Regions from separate parts of the Homo sapiens genome. Here region 2 is linked to region 1. Evidence: chromatin contacts called from ENCODE Hi-C or POLR2A ChIA-PET data. All regions are on one chromosome and are shown on one strand. The core of a region is the stretch at or near the end of the contact, and the rest is flanking DNA. Distances in the headings are between cores, read along the strand shown. Region 1 overlaps PDZD2 (PDZ domain containing 2). Region 2 overlaps PDZD2 (PDZ domain containing 2).

Region 1 (4,485 bases), core at 675-3,174:
TCAGAACTGTAGGGTGGATGCCTAATGATTTTCCATTGAAACTCTCACAAAATTGCCCTTCTTTGATGAGAGGAAAGAAGAGGAGCATTATTGTGGTGATGAAGGACTCTGGTGAAGCTTTCCTGGGTGGTTTTGTGCTAAAGCTTTGGCCAACTTTCTCAAAATACTCTCATAGTAAGCAGATGTTATTGTTCTTTGGCCTTTCAGAAAGTTAACAAACAAATGCCTGGAACATCCCAAAAATCTGTTCCCATCTTTTCTCTTGACCCATCTGCTTTTGCTTTGGCTGGACCACTTCCACCTCTCGGTAGCCATTGCTTTGATTGTGCTTTGTCTTCAGGATTGTACTGGTAAAGCCATGTTTCTTCTCCTGTTGCGATTCTTCAAAGAAATGCTTCAGGATCTTGATCCTACATGTGTAAAATTTCCATTGAAAATTCTGCTGTTGGCTGGGTGCGGTGGCTCAAGCCTGTAATCCCAGCACTTTGGGAGGCCGAGGCGGGCAGATCACAAGGTTAGGAGATCGAGACCATCCTGGCTAACATGGTGAAACCCCATCTCTACTAAAAATCAAAAAAAAAAAATTAGCTGGGCATGGTGGCAGGCGCCTGTAGTCCCAGCTACTCAGGAGGCTGAGGCATGAGAATGGCGTGAACCCGGGAGGCGGAGCTTGCAGTGAGCCGAGATCTTGCCACTGCACTCCAGCCTGGGTGACAGAGCAAGACTCCGTCTCAAAAAAAAAAAAAAAAAAAAAAAAAAAAAAAAAATCTGCTGTTGTCTGCAGCTGACCTGGGCTTAAGGGTTTTGGTACCCACTGACTGGAGAGTTTGCTCAACTTTAATTTTTCAGTCAGAGCTGTATAAGCTGAACCAATTGAGAAGTCTATGATCTTGGCTATTGTTTGTGGTGTTAACTCTTGGTCCTCTTCAATTAGGGCAAGAACAAGATGAATTTTTTCCCTTGCAAATTGGTGTGCATGGTTCACCACTGCAGGCTTCATCTTCAGCATTGTTTCATCCCTTCTTAAAAATGAGTTATCTATTTGTAAACTGCTCATTTCTTTGGGGCATTGTCCTCGTAAACTTTTGTAAAGCATCAATGATTTCACCATTCTTCCACTCAAGCTTTACCATGAATTAGATGTTTGTTCTTATTTCAACTTTAGCAGAACTCATGTTTCTAACAGGGTTTTTCAAACTGATGTCTTATCCTTCTTAGTGCCTCAAACTACATCCTGTTCAGACATGTTTTAACATGCTAGTAGAAGTCTATTTGGGGGCAAAAAATTGTTTGAAATCCATGCATAATTTTTAATAATATACATCTCCCATGTACTTTTTGAAGACCCCTTGTACAAGCTTTAAAATTGCACTTATAGTCAGATCTTGTACAATAGTGTGTACACACACACACACACACACACACACACTTCAGAAAAAGATTGAAGAAATAACTCAAAATTGTGGTGGTTTCTGGTTGGTGAGATTGTGGGTGACTTTATTTTCTTTATGCATTTCTCTATTTCCCCCAATTTTTGGCAATGAAAATTGATTCAGTTTAAAGCCAAGATTTTTTTTTTTTTTTAAAAAGGCTCCTCCCAGAATTTTTTTTTAGACGTTTGTTACTTGTGCATCCATAGCTCCATGGTGAATTAGAACCTGAAGCCTGCAAGATCACAGCAGGTCTGAGTTCTAGTCTGTGCAATAAACAAGGGACTGGACTCTAGTAAAATACAAGTAAAAGCTGAACTTGGAGTCAGAATACCAGAGTTCTCATCCAAACTTCCCTCTCTTACTAGCTGAGAGCCTTGGGGAAACCATTATGTACTCTGAGTTCCTCTCATTGCCAAGTCTCTTGGAAGAGGAATGGACCCACCACTGCCAGTTCTAGGCAAAACTGTGAAGCAGCCAAACACTTGTGCCTTTGCTTCTGTCTTGGTGTTTGTTCTCCCTGCACAGGGCTCCCCAACCCCCCCGTGCATACTCTCATGCTGCCTGCAACTCTCTCCTACTGAAAACTGCTCTTTGGAAAGAATCTGGTTCATTCCTTCAAACACATATTCATAAGTACAAGGTGCATTGACTAGTGAAATCTTAACCCAGGACCCTGCCTAGAGATGGCTTCATTTTCTAGGGAAAAGGAAACAACCTGTAAATCAAAGGGCAGCCTTTCCTCCAGAAAACTGCATAGTGGAGGTCTCTGACCAATGTGGTGGAACTAAAGTCCAGCCTTGATTGCTTCCCCACTTTGGGGACTTTGAATTGAGGCCCTCTTCTTATGAATAGGTACAGGAAAGTCAATTATCTTTTCTAAATGGGACTTAACCCTGTCATTGCAGTCTTCTATTACATTAGTCTTCTAATCCTTCATGGATTCTGTAGCCACACATAAGAAGTCATCCTACTTTCTTCACGGGGTTATTGCGAAAAGTGAAACAACACAGGTGAAATAATTCTTGGCAAAGTGTAAGGTAAAGGTTGCCTCTTGGAAGCACGTGGGCTGAGCTTGATGTGGATGGTTTTGTTGAGTTTGCACAGTGGTTACTTTTTATTTTTTATTAAAGACTGAAATGGTTGTAAATATTTGAAAATTAAGAGATATTATGTTTGAAAGTGTGACTTTTTTTTTTTTTTTTCATTTCCCCGGGCCCTGACATTCTGGCATGGCTCTAATCTGTTGGAGCCCAGTTGGAGCCCATCACTATTAGGGGAACCCAACCCTCAGCAACCCCCTCCCCCAACTCCCCCCCTCCCCACCCCATTCCCCCACCACTGTTTCTACCCCAGGGGATGGTGGTCTTGAACAGCTGAGGCTGTGGATTCAGAGCTTCCTGCCCTGAGTCTCTGCTCTAGCATTTGCTGGTTGTTTGACTTTGGCCAACCTAGTAAACTTGCAGAGCCATAACTTGCTAGGGCCTCTGTTTCTTCATCTGTAAAGTGGAATAATATTCGTGTCTTCCCAGAGGACTGTAGCAAGGACTAGGAAAAATGCTTGTGATACACTTAGAACAAGCCCTGGTACACAAAGGGCTTTGATCAGTTACCTGCTTGGTCTCTAAAAGCATTTGGCTTACCAACTACTGCTGGAAGATGTGAATTAAATGAAGATTATTGTTTCTTCTGTTTGTCAACCTAGTACTTTTTCTGCTATGTGTTATTTGGTAGTGCTAGATAGAAAATTGAGCTTCTAAGTGAATTCAGAAACTTTTCCAAATATTCTTTCTGATTAGCCAGTCCATCTTCACCTTTGGAGGATGTTATATGAATAGCATTAGTACTCTTTTCCCCTGCTGAATTCTGCCATACATACATTGATTTTGACCTACTCTGAATCTCTTTAGTGTTGAGTATGTCATGTATTTTCATATTAGGTTATATTCTTTTTTCTTTTTTTTTTTTTTGATACAGGGTCTTACTCTGCTGCCCAGGCTGGAGTGCAGTGGCACAATCATGGCTCACTGAAGCCTCAACCTTCCCGGGCTCAGGTGATCCTCCAGCCTCAGCATCCCCAATGGCTGGGATTACAGGCATGCGCCACCATGCCCGGCCAATCTTTGTATTTTTTTGTAGAGATAGGTATTCGCCATGTTGCCCAGGGCTCAAGCGATCCACCCATCTCGGCCTCCCAAAGTGCTGGGACTACAGACGTGAGCCACTGTGCCTGGCCTATATTCTACTGCTTGTCGTTGCTTGTATTTTCTTTTCTGGTACAGTGGAAGTCTGTCATATTTTTATGCTATTGTATCTTGCATGATGCCTAGCATATTGAAAATAATAAATAAATTGCTCATGGAATGAATAGTTTAAATCATCGCTAGAAATAGGGGAATGGCTCTTTTGAAGGCAGGCCTATGGCATCCAGGTTCTTTTAGGACAAATCTTTCACCTGTTCCTTCATCCTTCAGTTCATCCATTCATTCGTCCATCTATCCCCAGCAACCACTGAGAGGGTGCCCACTCTCTGTCAGATTCTCAGCTAGGATATTGGTGCCTCAGATATGAAAGAAATGGAAGAAACATGCCCCACGGAAGAAACTGAAAGACCAGGTATGCATGATGTGTAGTTTGCTAATCCAGACAATGACTGTGCATTTTGAGAGGCTAGTAGGTGAGAAAATGAAATAAAGAATTCTAGACTCAGCTAATTGGCTCAGGCGGCATCAAATATAGAGTTTTCTGTCCTAGTCTTTCCTTTTCTTCCCTTTAATTGTGCCTGTTTGTAACCAAAGCACAAGTAACTTCTTACTAATGTGGTAAGAGCTTTATACAGGGCTGATCTGCAAAGCAGAACTGGTTTGTCTGGAACTTTCTGAGGTGGTTACTTTCTAAAGAGTTTATAGGTGGAATCTTTTTCTTGGCATCATTGAACCATGAAGTCTGGTCCTTTTAAGGTCTATGGCTTGGTTGTTGATTTAACCCTGCTCTGATGTTGTTTCCATTTCTAAATCACACTCATGTACTGAAAATTATATCGGTTCCTTGAAAT
Region 2 (4,485 bases), core at 1,262-3,761, 49 kb before region 1:
TTTCTTCTGGGTCCAAACCACCCTGGCCAATTCCTCACTAAACTTCGGTTTGCTCCTCTGTTAAGTGAAAACAACTTGTGGAGTTGTTGGACAGCCTTGCCAAGTGTCTGGTGCCTGGAATGTGCTGTGCATGCTCAGGATGTGCTTAGGAAGGGCCATGGCAGATGACGAGGATGATGGTCAGGATGGTGTCCTGGGCATTTGTGTCCTGGAGCTGCAATGACAAATTTCCATAAACTGGGCGACTTCAACCAACAGACATCTGTTTCCCAGTTCTGGAGGCCCAAAGTCTAAAATAAAAGCTTTAGCAGAGACACGCTGCTTTTGAGACTGTCTTTGCATCTTCCAGCTCTGGTGGCCATCCCTGTTCCTTAGCTGTGGCCAGATCACTCTAGTGTCTGCCTCTGCGGCCATGTTGCCCCTCCTCTTCTCTGTATCTTCTCCTCTTTGTATCTCCATGTATCCTCCCTCTGCCTGTCTCCTAAGAATCCGTGTCATTCATTGCATTTAGGGCCCGCCTGGATAATCCAGGACAAGCACCTCCTTTCAAGATTCTGAAGCACATTTGCAAAAACTTTTTCCAAATAATGTAACATTCACAGGTTCTGGGAATTAGGATGCAAACATATTTTTTTGGGGGGCCACTGTCCAGCCCACTACACTCAGTGAATGCTACCCATGATGATGATGATGATGACCATGATGCCACTGCCAATACCAACACAAAGCAGTAAAAAGTACGGGCGAGTCTAGCAGGAGTGTAGGGCATGGACAGCAGTGGCACCACAGAGGAGCCTAGGCTCTGGCCTTGTGTCCAGAATTGGTGGGTTCTTGGTCTCACTGACTTCAAGAATGAAGCCGCGGACCCTCATGGTGAGTGTTACAGTTCTTAAAGTTGGCATGTCCTGAGTTTGTTCCTTCTGACGTTCGGATGCATTCGGAGTTTCTTCCTTCTGGTGGGTTCGTGGTGTCGCTGGCTCAGGAGTGAAGCTGCAGACCTTCGCGGTGAGTGTTACAGCTCTTAAGGCGGCGCGTCTGGAGTTGTTCGTTCCTCCCGGTGGGCTCGTGGTCTCGCTGGCTTCAGGAGTGAAGCTGCAGACCTTCGCGGTGAGTGTTACAGCTCATAAAGGCAGTGTGGACCCAAAGAGTGAGCAGTAGCAAGATTTATTGCACAGAGCGAAAGAACAAAGCTCCCGTAGAGTGGAAGGGGGCCCGAACAGGTTGCCACTGCTGGCTGGGGCAGCCTGCTTTTATTCTCTTACCTGGCGCCACCTGCTTTTATTCTCTTATCTGGCGCCACCTGCTTTTATTCTCTTATCTGGCGCCACCTGCTTTTATTCTCTTATCTGGCGCCACCTGCTTTTATTCTCTTATCTGGCGCCACCTGCTTTTATTCTCTTATCTGGCCCCTGCTGATTGGTAGAGCCCAGTGGTCTGTTTTGACAGGGCACTGATTGGAGCATTTACAATCCCTGAGCTAGACACAAAGGTTCTCCATGTCCCCATCAGATTAGCTAGATACAGAGTGTTGACACAAAGGTTCTCCAAGGCCCCACCAGAGTACTAGATAGGGAATGTGGATTGGTGCATTCACAAACCCTGAGCTAGACACAGGGTGCTGATTGGTGTGTTTACAAACCTTGAGCTAGATACAGAGTGCTGATTGGTGTATTTAGAATCCCTTAGCTAGACATAAAGGTTCTCCACGTCCCCACCAGACTCAGGAGCCCAGCTGGCTTCACCCAGTGGATCCCACACCAGGGCTGCAGGTGGAGCTGCCTGCCAGTCCTGTGCCCTGCACCCGCATTCCTCAGCCCTTGGGTGGTCGATGGGACTGGGCGCAGTGGAGCACGGGGTGGCGCTCATTGGGGAGGCTCGGGTGGCACAGGAGCCCACGGAGTGGAGGGGAGGCTCAGGCATGGCGGGCTGCAGGTCCCGAGCCCTGCTCGCGGGAAGGCAGCTAAGGCCCGGCGAGAAATTGAGCACAGCAGCTGCTGGCCCAGGTGCTAAGCTTCTCACTGCCCGGGGCCGGTGGGGCCGGCCGGGCGAGTGCGGGGTCCGCGGAGCCTACGCCCACTCGGAACTTGCGCTGGCCCGCAAGCACCGGGCGCGGCCCCGGTTCCCGCCCGCGCCTCTCCCTCCAAACCTCCCTGAAAGCTGAGGGAGCTAGCTCCGGCCTTGGCCAGCCCAGAAAGGGGCTCCCACAGTGTAGCGGCGGGCTGAAGGGCTCCTCAAGTGCCGCCAAAGTGGGAGCCCAGGCAGAGGAGGTGCCGAGAGCGAGCGAGGGCTGTGAGGGCTGCCAGCAGGCTGTCACCTCTCAGCCTGACTCATTTTCCAACCCTTCCCTTGCCTTCTGGACAGTCCCCTGCTTCCCTAGCTCTGACATCCTCATGACCTTCTGTCTCCAGCATTGTCAGGCCCTTGGACCAGCTCACGGCAGCCAGGACACAGAGGCATTGTGCCATTCCTAGGCCAGCTGAGGGACGTGGACAGTGTGAGGGCTCAAGCATGATGATATTTCCAACAGGCCTTCTTGTACATGCAGGGCAGGCCAGGGCCCGTTGCCAGCACCTGAGAGGAGCTGTGATGCAGCTCATGATCCAGTGATCGCATCCAACTGGCTGCCGGCTGCTGTCCAGGCCTCCGGGAGGACCCGCAGCCTCTGTCCGGGTCAGGGGAATCGGCGTCTTTCCCAGACCACCATGAGGGCCGGCGTTCCTGCTCAGCTGTGAATGCTGCTGTTGTTATGGCTGCTGCTTGGCTTAGGTTAAGCGGCTTGTTTGTTTTCTAACTTCAGGCTGGGAAGAGGGAGCGTTTGGATCTGGCAAGGACCTTGGTGTGCAAAGTGAAGTCCCTGATTGGAAGGACGCAGCCTGGCAGGGGCCTGCTGCGCTGCTCATGATTGGATGTGAGGTTTCTGGGGCCTCTGCAAGCTCGGAGCTAAGAGTGGTGAAGAGTCTGGGTGTGGGGGTGGGAGGACAGGGAAAAGAGGACAGTCTGGGGGTGGGGGCAGGAGGATAGTGGGAAAGCACTTTTTTTTTTTTTTTTTTTGAGACGGAGTCTCACTCTGTTGCCCAGGCTGAAGTGCAGTGGTACGATCTCGGCTCACTGCAACCTCCGCCTCCCGGATTTAAGCGATTCTTCGGTCTCAGCCTCCTGAGTAGCTGGGACTACAGGTGTGCACCACCACACCAGGCTAATTTCTGTATTTTTAGTAAAGACGGGGTGTCATCATATTGGCCAGGCTGGTCCGGAACTCCTGACCTCGTGATCTGCCCACCTCGGCCTTCCAAAGTGCTGGGATTATAGGCGTGAGCTACCGCGCCTGGCCGAAAAGCACTTTTTTTTTTCTGTCTCCTTCAGTGATGAAGCTTTGGGGCTGTACAGTCTCCTGTCATCCCCAGCAGGGAGCTCAGAGTCAAGCCCAAAGTGTCTGTGTGCACTCGTGGCTTCCAGAGATCAGCTTGAAGCCAGGAGTTACTTTGTTAGCAAAGTTTAGATGTAACTGGGAGGAAATTGCTCTCCAGTTCGCTGGCATATTCCCCATATGTAGTTAATGAAGGGACCGTCAGTCTCTATTCAGGAGCTGGGAGACTTGGATTCTAGTGCCAGCTCTGCCCTTATGGTCAGAAAACTTTGAGGAAGTTGCTTAAATGCTGAATTTCAGATTTCTCACCTGGAAAATGAGACATGAGAGAACTAACTCCTTCCTGCTTCCCAGGCTGAGGAGGAGCAAAAGGGATTTCATATGTCAAAGCCCTTTTTGAAATGGATCATCATTAACTGCGTCATAACTGCCCAGGATTGAATATTGTTTTTAAAGACAATGGTAGAATGTACGCCACTCCTAAATAAAATGCTTCGTAATCATGTTAGCATTTAGAATGTCAGGAACAAAACAGTGCTTGTAGGCCGGGTGCGGTGGCAATCCCAGCACTTTGGGAGGCCATGGTGGGCAGATCACTTGAGGCCAGGAGTTCCAAGACCAGCCTGGCCAACATGGTGAAACCCCATCTCTACTAAAAATACAAAAATTAGCCGGGCGTGGTGGCCAGTGCCTGTAATCCCAGCTACTTGGGAGGCTGAGGTGGGAGAATCATTTGAACCCAAGAGGCGGAGGTTGCAGTGAGCCAAGATTGCGTCACTGTACTGTAGCCTGGGCAACAGAGTGAGACTCCATCTCAAAAAACAAACAAAAAAACAAAAAACAATGCTTGCAGAATGTTAAAAGCTGGAAACAACCACAGGTTTGGCTGTCTTCAGCCATAGGGTGTCTTGGCTTTACATGAGCTCTTTGTGGGTAGTGATTGTATCTCTACATTTTCTCGTGTTTTTGAATCCACACTACCTGGTGTGTAGGAGATGCTTCACGAGATGCTGAAGCCTCAGCACCTGTGAGGAAGGAGGCCTTGGAGAGGAAATGGGACTGGGCACTCCAGGTATGCACTGTGGCTGCGTCTTTCCCCAAACACACTCTGTCCTTCC

What was found. A loop is a pair of places that touch in the nucleus more often than their neighbours do. ChIA-PET counts read pairs that join two places held with the same protein, here RNA polymerase II (POLR2A). Pooled maps may share reads with other maps.
Region 2: a map of posterior cingulate gyrus shows a loop between it and region 1 (18-fold over the local background). The contact joins two enhancer-like sites. A Hi-C loop is called at or near these places in 5 of 168 maps with a recorded cell type or tissue (breast epithelium, cardiac septum, colonic mucosa and 2 more) and 1 of 50 pooled maps. POLR2A ChIA-PET finds 5 or more read pairs at or near these places in 3 of 52 experiments (RWPE1, activated CD8-positive, alpha-beta T cell and activated naive CD4-positive, alpha-beta T cell).

Annotation. Positions count from the first base shown.
Region 1 is chr5:31,739,792-31,744,276 of GRCh38, forward strand. The region is part of intron 1 of PDZD2 (PDZ domain containing 2); the gene reads left to right. Among named protein-coding and RNA genes, the nearest start is that of PDZD2, 100 kb to the left of the region's middle. Within about 2 kb of position 1,925, at least 2 of the 41 ENCODE cell types and tissues checked have a DNase peak (open chromatin) inside an H3K27ac peak, as active enhancers do.
Region 2 is chr5:31,690,209-31,694,693 of GRCh38, forward strand. All of the region lies in intron 1 of PDZD2 (PDZ domain containing 2), which reads left to right. Among named protein-coding and RNA genes, the nearest start is that of PDZD2, 53 kb to the left of the region's middle. Within about 2 kb of position 2,512, at least 5 of the 41 ENCODE cell types and tissues checked have a DNase peak (open chromatin) inside an H3K27ac peak, as active enhancers do.